2 separate regions of the Homo sapiens genome follow, and region 1 is linked to region 2. A link is an interaction called in ENCODE POLR2A ChIA-PET data of the cell type or tissue named here. Cell type or tissue: Panc1. All regions are shown on one strand. Links, peaks and the distances in the headings refer to the core of each region. The heading gives the core; the rest is flanking DNA.

Region 1 (8,351 bases), core at 335-8,334, 250 kb after region 2:
AGAAGAAAAATTTATGACTATAATTCCAGAAGGAGTCTTTCTGAAAAAATCAGTTGCAGAGTTTTATCAAAAAGAAACATTTCAATTTGTAGACTTTGTCAAATTTGGGGGGGTAAAAAAATGACTACCCAAGATACCATATATGAAGTCAAGTACACAAATACACTAAAAAAACTTATTAATATATTTAGGAAATAAATGTAGAAGCTTGAGGAATAAATAAGTAATAAATAATATTACTTGGTAATGTTGAGACTCTCAAATACAGTAATATTTCATTATCTAAAGTACGTTTGCTTAGTAAACTCAGCTACCAGAAACATCATTACCAACTAGAAAGTGAGTAATACTACTAATACCAATACTAAAGTCTTTAAGACCCAAAATAGGAACTAGAGCTCCTGCAATTTAAACAGGCACTCAACACTGAGCCTATTTACACTTGCTACAGAGAACTCTAAAGACTTGCTTTTCTGATTTTTAGTGCTCTGTAAATTACAAGCATAATATAGAACAAATTGGAGAAAGTCAAAAAGGCAATGAGAAGTGATAATAATATCCTGAAAGAAAAAGGAAAATTATATGTGAGAAATAAAAATTCAAAAGCCATCATTGTCTGAAACAGTATACCTTATTAGTTCCTGAGTTCATTCTATGTAATTATTATATTCTATTGGCTAAGATATGTGCAGTACGTTTCAGATGGCTTTCAAATAGTTTCATATTTCTTATTAGTATTGGAAGGAATGACTTCAGTTTTGAGAAAGATTTGCATATGAAAAAAGACGTAATTTTCATTAAAACTACTAGATAAATGAAAGGTGACAATGTTAAAATCATTACAGATCATAACCACTTCTGCTGGCCTGTATGTGCATGAGCATGTGTGTAATGGCTCTTTCTCAGTGTCCTTGGAACAATGTTCTGCTAGATATTCTACTTGTTTCTTTACCTTTCTCTTTTTCTCTTTCTAGCCGGAGACCACCCCCATCACCAACTCGTCCCACTATAATCCGCCCACTAGAATCCTCCCTGTTAGACTAAACGAAGTGTCTGGCATGGCAATTAATCACTAATGAATTATGCGAAAGCAACATATTTGATAACCGTTGCAGTAAATCATGAGTAGTCGCATGTGTGGACATCAGTAGGCAAGTAACCAGTTTTACTAATGCATTCATCGCTCATCTTCATTGCTCATGGTATGTCAAACCTTTGGGGTTTGACTCAGAAACTGCTAACCTTTTAGAGGCTTTATATGTTGTACTGACCAAGGTAGGTTTGTATAGCAGCCCTATACTTTGGGGATCATTTGCCTACCATGGCATATATTTGAAATTGCTTTGGACAAGTTTTCTAGGCTATCTACCAGGTAGCTCATTAAACGTAATTCTTCAGATATGAGATAGTGGGCTTAGACCTAAGCCATACATATTTCTTTTCCCACATTCTGTTTAGGATGACAGTAATTCTGTTGTCTACCATTAATGCTACTACCTACTCCATAATTGCCTATTTAGCTCCTCTTTTCTTCCTTTTTATTTCATAAGACTGCTAGGAAGTGATTTTTTAAAATTAGGACTCCTTAAGAATAAACTTTTCCAGAAGCACGAGGTAGTTTGCAAAGGAAAAGTCTGCACTGTTTGCTCTAAAGAGCTTCTCCTCATTCCAATGTGTTTTGCTTCATGCTAGAAGCATATGCAACAGTGAATAAAAGCTTCTTTTTTTGTTAATCAGTCAATAAATTTGGCTAATTAGTTTCAGAGTTCAAGGAAGAAGCAAAATATCACATCTCTAGAAGTGTTGGGAAAAATATAATTTCTTTCTTTACTTATATTCACCTCATGGTAGGTTATATTGAAGGCTGACATGGAGAATGTTTACTTTTCTATTTGGCATAGCTAACTACACTTTGATACTAACTCCAGTTTTACTATTATTATTTTGGTTGGAAAAAAAATTCACTCTTTACGTGCTAATTTGTAATCTTGTTTTGTAAGAATTTATCCTACCCTTGAAACAGGCTCAGTGTAACTGTATATCCATTCTAGGCTTTCTTAATAAATCTTGAGGCTATGGGATAATCACATTTAAAGAATGGTTCCTGAAATGAAGTCAGTAGAAATGGCATGGGATAAGAGCAGAGCTCACACTTTTACAGTTGCAGTATTTCAAAGTCCCTATCCAGGTCACTCCAGAAAAGGGTATTGAAACGTTGAAATCTAAAGCAAATTTGCAATTTCTTAAGATTTCTAAAATTTACCAGAACAGTTTAGCCTGGGGGTTAATAGTTAAGTCTTGAGGCTAAGTTTTGGACTACCAAGGACCAGATGATTCACATGTAGGAAACAGCCAGAAGCCAACTGGAATTTTGTGTGCTAACTGTTCCCAGACAGCAGAGCAAGTATTCACTGAGTAGGGGTGTCCCATGACACTATTTCATATTCTACAGAAGTAAATCAGGTTTCACCAACTGAAATGTCTCCCTTTGAAAGTAGCAAACATGATTTGTATGTTAACTTAACTTTAATTTCCTGTGTAGTTTACACCCAGAGCAGATACTCATAAAGTATAAAGTAAAAACTTTTAACCATTATTAAACAGAGAACTTGCCATGTTGAGTGCCATTGTATTGAACTTATTCTAAAGGCTTATGCTAACCCATTTATAATTGGTAAAAATCAGAAAATACAAGATTTACATAAAGGTCATTTCAACTTTTAAGGTTACCAGTGATTGTATAAAAACATCACAATCCTAAATCCTCTCGTATCTCACCCCAAACCCCAAACTGGGGGAAAAAAAGTTAACTCTTTGTGAATGGAACCAATGTGCAAGATACATACTGCATTTTTAAAATAGTGTCTCAGCTAAATGGAAAACTGTTAAGCAAACATCCATAGTAAAACAAATAATCTTCAGTGAGATCTTTTTATAAAACTTCTTGTTTTTAGGATTCCCTTTGCTTCTTCCTTTGAATTCTCTAAAATAGGCAGCTAACGGATTATATACTTCAGGGTTTGGCTTTGTGCTAAATGTGGTTTTGTGTTTTGCTGTATTTCAAAATTTTCCTTCTGTTAAAGGAAAATATTGTGAATAACCACTGGTGTGTTCTTAGATCAGCACAAACCATGTCAAAAAAAATTGGAGATTTTTTTCCAATTTTCCTTCCACTGATCTTAGGCAGTAATAAACAATGGCATTTGTCATCTTTGGCACTTGCTTTTAGATTATAGTCCCACAGTTGCACTGCCCCAATTGTCTACCTTTGTGGGTACATTTTTGTTCTTTACTCCTAAGTTATTTCTCATAGAACCCAGCCTACTCTAGAATTTCAGCAGTGACATTGGAGAATATTTTTAATTTGCTGCAGTACTATGTCATATTATTAGTATGAATCTCATTTCCCAAAGGGTTTGTATTCTGCTAAAAGGAGATGCCAATGTTGAATGAAGTCTGAAACTCTAGTATGTGCATAGTTTGACGTGCAGCATGCACACCAGGCCTTAAGATGGGAATGTAGCTTAATGATTTTCTGTTTCCCATACCATTTCTAATCTTTTGTGTAATTTTCTCTTAACTGATTGCTCTGATATTGTAAACACAATAGATGTAGCTCTATCATGTCTAGCATAATTTAAAAAATCAGTGTTTTTAGGATTTGGGAAAATAAACTGTAAATGTTTATTTGATAGGTAAATATAGTTTTATTGTCACATGCTAAATATTGCATGCATATTGACTAATTGGAATAACCATTTACTCAATTATGGACAGCTTATTGAAATAGTATTGATTTAGAAAAAGTATATTGCATTTCTAAAAAACATCTACCAAGGTTACTCGTCTGAATATTGCTTTTAGCCGTGTTTTATAACATAGACGAGCAGTAGGGTCTGTTTATTAGCAAATTTCCTATTTGTTCCAATACAAACTCACTTTATTCTAAAGTATATTAATGAAACCAGTTCCTGTGATGTAACTGTAAGCCTTCTCGACTTAGACTTAAAAAGTGGTCACATAGATTAATTTTGTGACTTTTTAGTATAGACTGTAGCCATAATTCTCAAATATGAAATGGGACCTAATACCAGTATGTGATAAATGTTGATGTTTTCTGTGTACAAACACATTTTCTATGCATGTGTCTCTGTGTATATGGCATATACCTAGTAAGTATGTTTCTGTAAGTATGTGTATTTTATGTCCATTTGAGTAGGTAGGTAGGTTTTAAAAATACTAGTTAAAATGCCACAAGCATGAGTGTGATTGTATGTGCACTGTGTGTATATATATAAATATATGTATATGTATGGTTGTAAATATCTATGTATACATGTACTTAGTATGTGTGGTATCAGGATATTTTTTAAACTGTGATAATACAACAGATAGCTTTGAATGATCTGCCATAACATGTGGTAACAATAGTTCATTTCTCATAACATATATGAGGTATACAAAATTTTCTAACTCCAGATTGTAGTCATTTTGAGAGGTACAAAGCTCATAATTACCATGACAACATGGTAATGTCCATAGACATTTGTATCTGAATCCACAAGAAGATCTGAATCTAAGAAGGAATTACCTTTGACAATATTTTTCGGTAAGAAGTAAAACCTCTGGAGACCTATCTTTAAGATCTCTAATTGGAATTATAAATTATTTTTGGATTGCTGAGCTGAATCTTAAAAAGCCAAGTTGATATACATAGTCATTTTTCCTCTATGGTAGAAGTAAAAAAAAAAAAAAAGGACATAGCAACATTAAAGTAGTGGATTTTTCTGAGTAAATTTGCTGAAAATATAAGAGAGAAGCTATCTAATACCTTGGAGGTAGGTCATCCACTTTTTCAGGTAAACATTTTTCATTTGGCAAATGGCATAATTATTTGAAAGTGACAGGAATCTCCTCAGAATGAAGAATAAAGCCTACTAGGTCTCTAACTGTTGAACTCATGAAAGAAGATAGTGTATGAGACTTAAGCCATGAGTTTTGTATCATTTCAATTAGAAGACTACTAGCTGTGAGCTCAGAGTTTAATGTAAATGAATCTAGATGATTTTGAAGAAATGATTATTCGTTCACCAGATCACTCATTGTACATTCTAAAAAGCTCAAATGAGTCTTCTAGATACTCTTACTCATCCTGTCTGGTTGCTATGTTTAAAATTATGTGGTGCTGTGTAGGTGAAACTTTAAGAATATTTTTGAAGCATATGTAATATATGCACTGCTATTTGTGTGTGTGTGTGTGTCTTTGTATATATGTAAGAATGTGTGTATGTGTGAGAGCAAGAGAGAGGAAACTCAAAGAGGAGTGTTTGTCTTAAGACCTGTTCATACTGGTATATTGGTGAGACTTCTCACTTCTGGTTGGAGGTTTCACATATGGCTCAACTCAAGTCATTAATCTCTTTTTAATTTTTACTCTTGAATTCCTTAAACTTCGCTCATTATGAAATGTTTTAAAATTATGACAAAAATTACTCTGTCTAACCACTTGCCTTGTCTGCTACCAGTTTGTTAAAAATTATTCCCCCCAACCAGTAATTCCACCAGTACTACTTGATTTGTGTTATATTTCCTATGTACATGTACAGCCTTTGTTTTGCTTGCTTGTCTATTTTTACTTTCCCTTTTTTGGGTCAAATTTTTCTTTTGCTTTGTTTGAAGAAGGAATATACAGAAGTAAAATCTTGTCTTCTCTGCTGATTCTTTAATTAATATGAGCCGGATACTTTCCACTGTCTTCTTGGCACTTTCAGGATTTCTTAATGCTGATATATGGACTCTTAGAATGGAATTTTTGAAGAAAAATCTCAAAGCCTGTATCGTTCTTGAAGGTCACATGTACCTATTGTGAAAATGTGAAGCTGTATTTCTGAAGCTGAAATAAATTATAACATTTGAAGGACCCCTTTTCCTCATTCTTGTATATATTTGAGTCATGTCTATGCCTTTCAGTAATACCTGAGACTTCTAAATATTTATAGCTCTTTTGATTAAATTGTCCCAGAGTTACCAAAGTAAAGAATGATAGCATTTTCCATTTCTGTCATTAATTTGGAGAAAGATGGGATTTTTAAAGGGAACAAATTGGATAAATCAAAGGCAGGAGAGTGGGAGACATTGTGTTTCTGATTTGATGTCATTATTGGAATCGATTGACGAACACAAACCTTAGCAGGAGGGTATGATGTGACAGTTACCAAGAAGCACCATGACAGTTTGCTGTTGAAAATGAAGCATTTATTTTAGAAATTCTGGGAAGTGGAAGGAGGAAAGATGGTGTGCCCAAATGTTAGGTCCACAGAAGGCATTTCTTATAGCAAATATTTTAGCTCCTGACCCAACAATTAGCCTCTGTTATTTGTTCACTGGGCATAGACAGGACAATTTGCCCCTTTCAGTTTCCCCAGTTTTTTGTTTGTTTGTTTGTTTTTGAGACGGAGTTTCGCTCTTGCCCAGGCTGAAGTGCAGTGGCACTATCTCGGCTCACTGCAAGCTCCGCCTCCCGGGTTCACGCCATTCTCCTGCCTCAGCCTCCTGAGGAACTGGGACTACAGGCGCCCGCCACCACGCCCGGCTAATTTTTTTTGTAATTTAGTAGAGACGGGGTTTCACCATGTTAGCCAGGATGGTCTCGATCTCTTGACCTCGTGATCTGCCCGCCTCGGCTTCCCAAAGTGCTGGGATTACAGGTGTGAGCCACCGCACCCGGCCCAGTTTCCCCAGTTTTAAGAGAATGTATTCAGAAAATGAAAGAATGACACAACTTTGTCCTAATTTTGAGTTTCCAGAGAATAGAGGAAGACTCTCTATTACAAGAGTTTTGATGACAAGTCCCTTATCAATTGACATATTCCCAGATTGTGCCATCTAAATGCAGAAGACAAGAAGGTGATAGGAGGAGAGAGATGTTGATTTATTTTCTTTCTGCGATCAGGGCATGCTCATTGTGAAAAGATGAACTGGACAGATTGTTGTGTGAATTTACTCTTTCCTGTGGGATTTCTTTTTCATATCTATACATTTTCCATGAGTGGAACATCTGTACCTTCAAAGGAAGCTTCTTACTGGAAGAAAGATTCTGGATGCGAATCATGCTGTATACCTGTGTTCTGTTTGTTTGTTTTGTTTTAACTGCATGATTTTGAAGTATGTTAATCATATATTCAGAATAGTTTCTAAAGGTAATTTCCAAAAACAAAGAAACTTATTGTAACTATTTGGCAATTTTCCATTGGTGTTTTAAATAGCTCTGGCATTGGTGTAAACATATGCTCAATCTGTTTCCAAGATTTTTGTTTTTCTGATGGGACCTTTAAATTTCATATTGAGAAACGTGTTTAGTATTTGGTTTAGAGTGACCTCAAACTTTGCTTCCAAGCACTTCAACACACACCTGGCATAGCCACTTTTCAGACCTGTTACTAGTATTATTTTATATTATGGCAGCCTAATAATTAGAATACATACAAGAGATATTGGCTAAAACTACAACCTTAATTCAAAATTTCTCAAAGTGCATTCCATGAAATCTTAATAAGTTTTACATACACATACACCAATGGTTTTTTGGCCAAATATGCTTGAGAAATAATGACTAAAAATCAAATGTTTCTTTATTGAAAGACTTCACAGAAACCTTAAAATCAGACTGCATTGTGAATCTCCAAGAGATGAGTAATGTCTACATATTTCTCAGACTTATTTGACCATAGAACATCTCACAGATCTAGTGTCCTGAGGCACATGCCTTAGGAAACTGCTTCAGTGGCTTTAAGCCAAAGGAAAAGACATTGAGTGTGATTTCCTCAGTACAGACTCTCACTAACAAAAAGTTGGATGATAAAATCAAATGTACTACTCAGGAGGCTGAGGCAGGAGGATCAGTTCAGCCCAAGAGTTTGAGACCAGATTGGCAACACAGCAAGACCTCATCTCTAAAAAAAAAAAAAAAAAAAGTTGTTTGTTTTAATTAGCTGGGCATGGTGGCTCATGCCTGTAGTTCCAGCTACCGGAGAGGCTGAGGCAGGAGGATCAGTTCAGCCCAAGAGTTTGAGACCGGATTGGCAACACAGCAAGACCTCATCTCTAAAAAAAAAAAAAAAAAAGTTGTTTGTTTTAATTAGCTGGACATGGTGGCTCATGCCTGTAGTTCCAGCTACCGGAGAGGCTGAGGCAGGAGGATCACTTGAGCCCAGGAGTTTGAGACTGCAGTGAACTGTGATCGTGCCACTGCATTCCAGCCTGAGGAGTGGAATGGGACCCCACCATCTCTTAAAAAAGAAAAAGACCAAATGTAAGAGCAACAAGAGCTCTCAACTAAGGGCAATTCATCT
Region 2 (8,351 bases), core at 56-8,055:
TTATATATATGTATATATTTTATAATAATATATATGATCCAGATACAAAGTGGTGCTTGCCATTCAGTGAAACAGTGGATAAAGAACAGAAAGCAGTTCAGGAGGAACAAACGAATGGCACTAGGAAGGAAGACAACAGAGCACTCGAATGTTATCATGGGCCGTTTCTCAGCCTAACTTCAGCATTATGAGACACTTATTAAGAATTTTTTAAAAGTTTATCACAGTATTAGAGTGAAATAATAGGGATATGAGATAAATCAACAGAGTGTTGCTGGAATGGGATAAAGAGAAGATAAAAATCAATCAAGAAAAATGCTTCCCCTTTGCTTGACATTGGTAATGAGACATGACTCCATTTAATACCTACATTTTAAGAGAGATATGAAAAATTTGAGAGGGGTACCACAAATGAGCAACTAAATGATTCAGGACTGCAATCTGGTAATGTAATTGGTGGGGGCCTGAGGAGGACTTTATGGGAAAAGGTGTTGTTTTGACTTGGACAGAAGGTTAATATCGACTTAACTGCCTCAAAATAAATTAGATTTCAGGGTAAGAAGGATGTTCAGCCACAGTTCATCTTCTGAGGTAAAATAAACAAACTAGTATAAACTGCTACCAGAGACATAGATTGAGCAAAAGAATGAACTCCATGAAATTGACTGCTATTGAACAAAGAGAGGTACCATCATGATAAGTTGTGGGTTTTCTTTCAGTGATTGTCTTTTTAAAATGAGATTTATCCGTTGGGGTTGGGTAATTTGGCTGTCTCGTTTTCTAAAAGTGTGATTCTCTAAGGCAATATTTTGGATAAAGTGTATTTGCCAAGGAATTAAAAGAGCTTTGTCTGACATTTGGTTAAATTTGTTATTTGCATACTTTAAAGCATTCATTCAACAAATATATATTAGACATGGACTTATGTTAGTAAATATTTTTATAATAGTAGGAAACATAGGAATATGTGCTATTATTGTCATTGAGAAACAATGTGTAATTTCTTGCCTAACCTCTGCTTTTGATTATTTATACAGTTTTTTCTAATGAGATAATTTAAACTTAGTATAATATATTGACGTATCTGTTGCTTTTGCTTGATTATCAGCTTTGAGATTTTCCTTAGAGAATGCATGATTTATAAGTTCAAAAAAACAACATTTTGGGTCAAATCATACACATAAGGGCTGCTTTCCAAACATTTGGCAGTAAATTCTGACCTCCTGATTAATGTCAAGTAGTTTACTTAATATATGATGTTGTCATGGTGACAATTACTCAAAAACACAAACATGGAAAGCAGAAAAAAAATAGAAAGAAAGAGAGATGGCTGACAGCTTTCTTATGTATTTCTCCTGCTTTAAACGTATTCCACTAAGGGGTAAGAAAGATAATTTTTCCTTGCATGCCTTTTTATACTTTTTGAATTTTGAGCTATATGAATATATTGCTAATTTTAAAGTGTTACATTATAATATTTTAAAATTTTAAAACAAAACTTTGGCTTTGTTTTATAAATAAAATCTCTTAAAAATTTTTCTTTTGAATTAAAAAATATCAGATTTCCCAGAATAATTTACTTCAATCTATTTTAATCTATACTGAGATCATTATGTGAGAGTATTACTCTTTTCTTTGTTTTCAGGGCTTTGCATAAGGTGACTTGAATAATATATGCAAAAGATATTTTGTGAATGAATACTTGTGAAATCTTTTAAATATTCCTTTAATACAGAAGCATATATTCTTTTCAAGACACTTACATAAGCCAGTTTTTGGTAGAATTCTGCCTATTCATGAAAGCAGGCATCCTTGAGACTTATTTTTCTTACAGCTTTACTGAAGTATACTTGACAAATAAAAATTATATCTATTTAAGGTGTACAATGTGATGTTTTGATATATGTTATGAAATGATGACCACAGTCAAGTTAATTAACATGTACATCACCTCACATCATTACTATTTTTGTGTGTGTGTGCAGTGGGAACACTTGAGATTGAGATCTAGTCTCTTAGCAAATTTCAAGTTTACAGTGCAATATTCTTTTTTTGTTTTTTTTTTTTTTTGAGACGGAGTCACTCCGTCACCCAGGCTGGAGTGCAGTGGTGTGATCTTGGCTCACTGCAACCTCCATCTCCTGGGTTCAAGCCATTTTTCTGCCTTAGCCTCCTGAGTAGCTGGGACTACAGGTGCATGCCACCATGCCCAGTTAATTTTTTGTATTTTTGGTAGATACGAGGTTTCGCCATGTTAGCCAGGATGGTCTCAATCTCTTGACCTCGTGATCTGCCCCCCTTGGCCTCCCAAAGTGCTAGGATTACAGGCGTGAGCCACTGTGCCTGGCCAATATTCTTAACTATAGTCACCATGCTGTACAGTAGGTTTCCGGAACTTAGTTTGTTGTATTACTGAAAGTTTGTACCCTTTGAGCAACACTTCCCCATTTCCTCCACCACCCCCAGGCCTCTGGCAACAACATTTTCTACTCTCTTTTTCTATGAGTTCAACTATTTTAGATTCCTTGTAAGTGAGATCATGCACTATTTGTCTTTCTGTGTCTGGTTTATTTCACTTAGCATGATGCCCTCTAGGTTCATCCGCATGGTCACAAATGGCAAGATTTCTTTCATTTTTAAAGCTGAATATTTCATTATTTCATATGTATGTATTTCATATGTGTATATGTATGTGTATATATGTATATATGCACATGTGTATATATGTATATATGCATGTGCATATATACACATGCATACATATATATACACACACACACACACACACACACACACACATCTCACATTTTTTTTTATCCATTCATCTGTTAAGTTGTTTCCACATCTTGGCTATTGTGGATAATGCTGCAATGAATGTGGGGTTGAGACTTTATAATGAACTAACCACTAACTGAGCTTTTTCAAATAAGAAAGTACAGTTGAAAACAACAGTAGCTTCCTACTTAAAGTAATAAAGGAAAAGGGGAGAGAATTCGTGTTTTATTTGTCTTTTTCCTTTTCTCTCTCTATTTTCTTTTCTTTTCTTTTTTTTTTTTTTTGAGGCCTTACTATGAACCAAAATAATATGACACAATCTAAGGTGACAGGCAGTGTTAAGGTCTGTGTTCAGGTTAGGGTGCTATTACTTAGTATTACAGCCAGAGGATCAGAAATACCCAAGTCCTCTGAGACTACAGCAATCACTTCCCCTATGGTTGCTGAGGATGCAATAATGGCAAAGAAAAGCAAAATAACACCTTGTTATTTTCTGGGGATTTGTCCCCAAATCTTAGTGCAAAAAACTCTGGCCAGCCAGGCCAGACCATGTATCTGGAGCAACCACTTCTCCTGAGGTGGTGAGGCATAGGTAGCTTCAAATCAAAGGAGGCCTTTACTATCCCAATGTTCATACCCAAGTTTTTGCGTCTTATCATATTCTAACCACACATAAAAGGACATCAGCCTTGACCCTAAAGATGCCAAGCACATGACGGTGTAAACCAGAGGGACAGCTATGCCTGTGTGTGCTGATCTTTTCCTGTTAATCCCTTTAGCAAGGGTGGCCCAATCTACCAAACCATAGCCACTCCTGCTCCTGGAGGACAGAGGCAGTGTATGAGGAAGGTAGTGGGAGTGGTTTTAAAGGACCCTTTTTCCTAAGGGCATCAGACATGGTAACCCTAGGGTGGTCAAAAGTGGCTGGGCTACACTGCAGTTCTTCTAGTCATTTGTTTCAAAGCCCAAAGCAAGCATGCCTCCTGTTTATACTAATGGCACATGTAACCCTTTTTGTCCTGAGGCTGAGTACTTGGCACAAACACAAGCTGGTCATTTTAACCAAGAGTACAATGTAGTCTGGAGATCCAGTGTTATTAATTGTCCATTTTCAGCCTATCTAAAGGAGCAATCTTAGTAAATCCACTTACATGTATGTGCATGTTAAAGACCTAACTGGTCTTTAACCTGATTCCTTTTTCAAAAATACAGCTTTACTGGGTGAAGTGTAAATGGAAACTCTCTACTATTCTTCCAATGCTTTGGTAAGTCTAAAATTATCTCAAAAAAGTTTTTTTAGAAAGTGGAAAATAAAAGATAGAACAAAATGACAATCTCTTTCAGGGGAAAAAAAGGTGAGAGTAACAGAGTAAAGATATTTTACTTTAAGGAAGTAAAGATATTTCTGCATGTTTAATATTTATACGCATACACAAAATACAGCTTTTATGATACCACACTGCTCAAAAACTCTTAGTGACTTCTTATAATTTATAGGTTGCAGTTCAAATTTGTTAGTCTTGGAATGTAAAGGTCTCTTAAATTGAGCCCCAGCCTACCTTCCCAGCATTATAGGTTACTATTATCCTGCTCCAGATCCCTAGCCAAACTGGGCTCCTCCCTGACCTCCAGCAGGGATTTCCCCTTCTACCTCATGAAATCTACAGCAACCAACGCTGCAAGGAACATTTAAATTCTTACTTCCTTCAAGAAGTCTTCCCGGATCACCTCCAACTCAAGGTAATACTTTATTCCTCTGTGACAAATGTTGCATAGAAATCTTTAATGCTTCTTTAAAATATATTATTTTTAATATTCATGTTATGTGCTTATGTCTCATCTCTCCACTAGAATTTTTAAGCTATTCAAAGTCAGGACCTTATATATTTTTTTGAATTCTTCACATTGCCTAAAACCTTAATTAATTAAGGAATCCCACAAACTTTTATCAATTATCTTTTTTGTGCCAGGCACTGTGCTGGGTGCTTGGAATATAAAGCATAATAAAAAGATTTCTTAAGGAAGCCTTTCTTGTTTCCCCCTGGCCAGCTTAGAGGGTCTCTCTTCCGAGATCCCATTGCATCCTGTCCTAATCACTATCTTATTAATACTCAGGGGTATTGCACCATATGGTTTGTGGAGTATGTGTCTGTTTCCTCCAGGATGCAAGCACCTTAAGAAGAGACACTTGGTCTTTTTTCATTATATCCCCTGAACTCAGAATAAAAATGTAGAAATGCTCAATATATGTGTGCTGAATGAGAAACTGCAGCTGAAAGTTGTGGTTGGTTAGTGGAATAATTATAGCTGATACCCTCAATTAAATAGGTGATTAGCTTTCAAACAAAATACATTCTTGTGATTTCTTTTCTTTCTCCTCTTCCAATTAATGTATATTTTTAATCATCATCACTAAAGTACCTCACGACATAAGTTTTATATATGCTGTAATATGAATACATTTGCCATCATAGTGATCACATCATATATAGGTACTACAGATATATACAAGTTTTTTGAATTCCAGGAACAAATGTGCACTGCCAATTTGATTATCTCTAGCTATAGGTATCAAGTTAGGATTAGACCTGGATCCCCTGAAGACAAGTAATCCAACGTGGGTTTTAATCTGTTTTTGAATTCTAAGTATCTAGCGCAAGCAAGGTGCCTAGAACATAGTATACAATAAAAAGTGTTTGCAGAATTAATTATATGAATAATTACATTTCCCCATCCTACCCAACATATTTTTTTGCTAGTCATTTTAATCTCATTTTTTTATCAAAGCTGCTAAAAAATAGAACTTACTCATTTTAATTTTCTACTACTCTTCCTGCCTTTTTGCTCTAAAATCCTAAAATGCCAAAAGTGGGAGCTTGAGACTAAAAAGGAGCAACAAAGATTTATGTCATCCAGAAGTTCATTCTCAGATCTATATAAATGGCAAAGCATTGCATTCTTTTTTTTTTTTAATACTTTAAGTTCTAGGATACATGTGCACAACATGCAGGTTTGTTACATATGTATACATGTGCCATGTTGGTGTGCTGCACCCATTAACTCGTCATTTACATTAGGTATATCTCCTAATGCTATCCCTCCCCCATCTCCCCACCCCATGTCAGGCCCTGGTGTGTGATGTTCCTCACCCTGTGTCCAAGTGTTCTCATTGTTCAGTTCCCACCTGTGAGTGAGAACATGCAGTGTTTGGTTTTCTGTCCTTGCGATAGTTTGCTGAGAATGATGGTTTCCACCTTCATCCATGTCCCTACAAAGGACATGCACTCATCCTTTTTTATGGCTGCATAGTATTCCATGGTGTATATGTGCCACATTTTCTTAATCCAGTCTATCATTGTTGGACATTTGGGTTGGTTCCAAGTCTTTGCTATTGTGAATAGTGCCACCATAAACATACGTGTGCATGTGTCTTGATAGCAGCATGATTTATAATCCTCTGGGTATATACCCAGGAATGGGATGGCTGGGTCAAATGGTATTTCTAGTTCTAGATCCTTGAGGAGTCACCACACTGTCTTCCACCATGGTTGAACTAGTTTACAGTCCCACCAACAGTGTAAAAGTGTTCCTGTTTCTCCACATGCTCTCCAGCACCTGTTGTTTCCTGACTTTTTAATGATCACCATTCTAACTGGTATGAGATGGTATCTCATTGTGGTTTTGATTAAAGCATTGCATTCTTAACTGAAAATTGCTGATTCTTACTAACAAAGGAAATCTCATTTTTTTTCCATATAATTGATGCCCTCACTTATTTACTTGGGACAAACAGGTACATAATTTGCCTTCATAGAATTATCAAAATCAGTGTACTGAAAATTTAAATGCAGTCACAATTATTTAGTTCATGTTGCTCCAAAATATCACATTAGGAACTTGAAGTAGAGAGACTTCGAGTTGTTAAACTGTGTCTTGATAACTCATATTACCACAGTAAGATTTTTTTTAAGTGCAATTTCCTGCAAAGTGGAGATTAATTCCTGACGCTTTGAGGTTTTGGGTTCTTCAGATAAAAGACTACAAAGGGAAAACATGAACATACCATCTCCGGGAGTAATTATACTCTTTAGCATTCATGGATGTTATGCTATTTTCCTCAACATTAGCACAACTTTGCCCTATTTCAGAATAAAACAAACATTTCCTTATGGCTTTAACTACCTATATCATAATTCACTGTGCAATAGCTTTCAGTGCTAGGATGTTAGGTAAATACTTGATTAATGAGTTACTTTAGATTACTAATCATTAAATATGGTCTCCCTTTTTTTTTTGTCTTTTCTTAAAATATTAACTACACTGGGAAAGCAAGAAAGCACACCTGCCATTTCCTCACTATGGGCTATCATTTCTCCTTGTATGTGTTAACACAGAGAATAAAGGAGAATCCTGTATATTTTAACAAAAGGTTTAGTGGTCATAGCAGGGTGAATGCTTTAAATAGGGCTGAGTATGCAATTGTTCTATTATCGAGACAATTGCCTGATTGAGAACAGCTCTCTGGAAAAGCTCCAAGTATGTGTCCAGATTACCACAGGGTGCTTGGAGTGATTAGAATTGCTCATGAGCAACCAAATGCTCTGGCTTGTCTCCACTAAGCAATTGAAGTATATGGGATCCTGAGAGACATGACTTAGTTGAAAGTATTCTCTTCCTGTTCTAGCTTTCTTTGCCTCACTGGAAATATTAAATGCACAGCAGACCTCTATACAGGAAGCCCAAATGCAGACATTAGGTTTGCAAGGTGTCCCCAGCCAACTCCACATGAGACAGGCCCCTCACACGGTCTTATTGCCTATAGAGTCCTGCTCTGATGAGAACTTTCAGACATTTTAAAATTAGGCATAGATTATCAAGCTGCACCAAATTGCCAAGTTGCAAAACCCGAAGATTATCAAGGGGTTTCTTGGTAAAAGATTATCAAGAAGGGGTTTCTACTATGTTGTAAGAGGTGAAACTTGGCATACATTTTAAGACGAACATGGTCCTTTTGCATTTGAATTTTCAAAGGTGCAAATAATTATAAGTCAGGGATGGTGAAAATAGTAGTAGTCTTTGGATATATACATTAGCTTTTTTCTTTTGAGCGCTCACCATAGTATATCTTGCTCAGTTATCATCACCATGCAATTTTTTTTATAAGACAGAATCCTTCCCTATTTCTGCAATTTGTTTGGAATGAAATTCCATATTGAGGGGATATTCCTCCATTGCAGATACTTTTAAGAAGAAGCCTCTCTACCAATTCTCCATCAACCTGAATGAGCTGAGTTTGGGTACTCTCAGAGCTTGAATGGGTCAAATACTCCTTTATTTGCCACTTGGGCTCCTAATTACCCCAAGTCCTGTCTTTTTAGCTACATCTCTGTGACTGCTGCTTCTCAGAAGAAAATGATTCATTCTGTTATTTTCATGAAATCATGAAGAATCCCATAATCTTTTCATCCTATCATTGGGCATTTAGTCTTAGGGAAAACAACATTTTGCCTAAGGGTGTTTGGTTTTCAAATGGTTGAGCCTGACTTTTTGGCTTCTAAGGCCATGGCCACTAATGC

What was found. ChIA-PET counts read pairs that join two places held together with the same protein. Peaks named below come from ENCODE experiments on the same cell type or tissue, not always from the same donor. Only the 100,000 strongest peaks of a DNase experiment are listed, where the experiment ranks them.
Region 1: POLR2A ChIA-PET joins it to region 2 with 10 read pairs; 4 of 35 experiments call an interaction of 5 or more read pairs at or near these places.

Annotation. Positions count from the first base shown.
Region 1 is chr1:172,406,798-172,415,148 of GRCh38, forward strand. DNM3 (dynamin 3) reads left to right here. Exons shown (of 21, transcript NM_015569.5): 21 at 975-5,920. The coding sequence ends at 1,044. All of the region lies in intron 1 of LOC102724528 (a long non-coding RNA gene), which reads right to left. Among named protein-coding and RNA genes, the nearest start is that of C1orf105, 9.7 kb to the right of the region's middle. In Panc1, for the core only: no CTCF peak of the experiment used is centred there; no DNase peak of the experiment used is centred there; H3K27ac peaks cover 676 bases.
Region 2 is chr1:172,161,189-172,169,539 of GRCh38, forward strand. All of the region lies in intron 14 of DNM3 (dynamin 3), which reads left to right. Among named protein-coding and RNA genes, the nearest start is that of DNM3OS, 21 kb to the left of the region's middle. In Panc1, for the core only: no CTCF peak of the experiment used is centred there; no DNase peak of the experiment used is centred there; H3K27ac peaks cover 3,834 bases.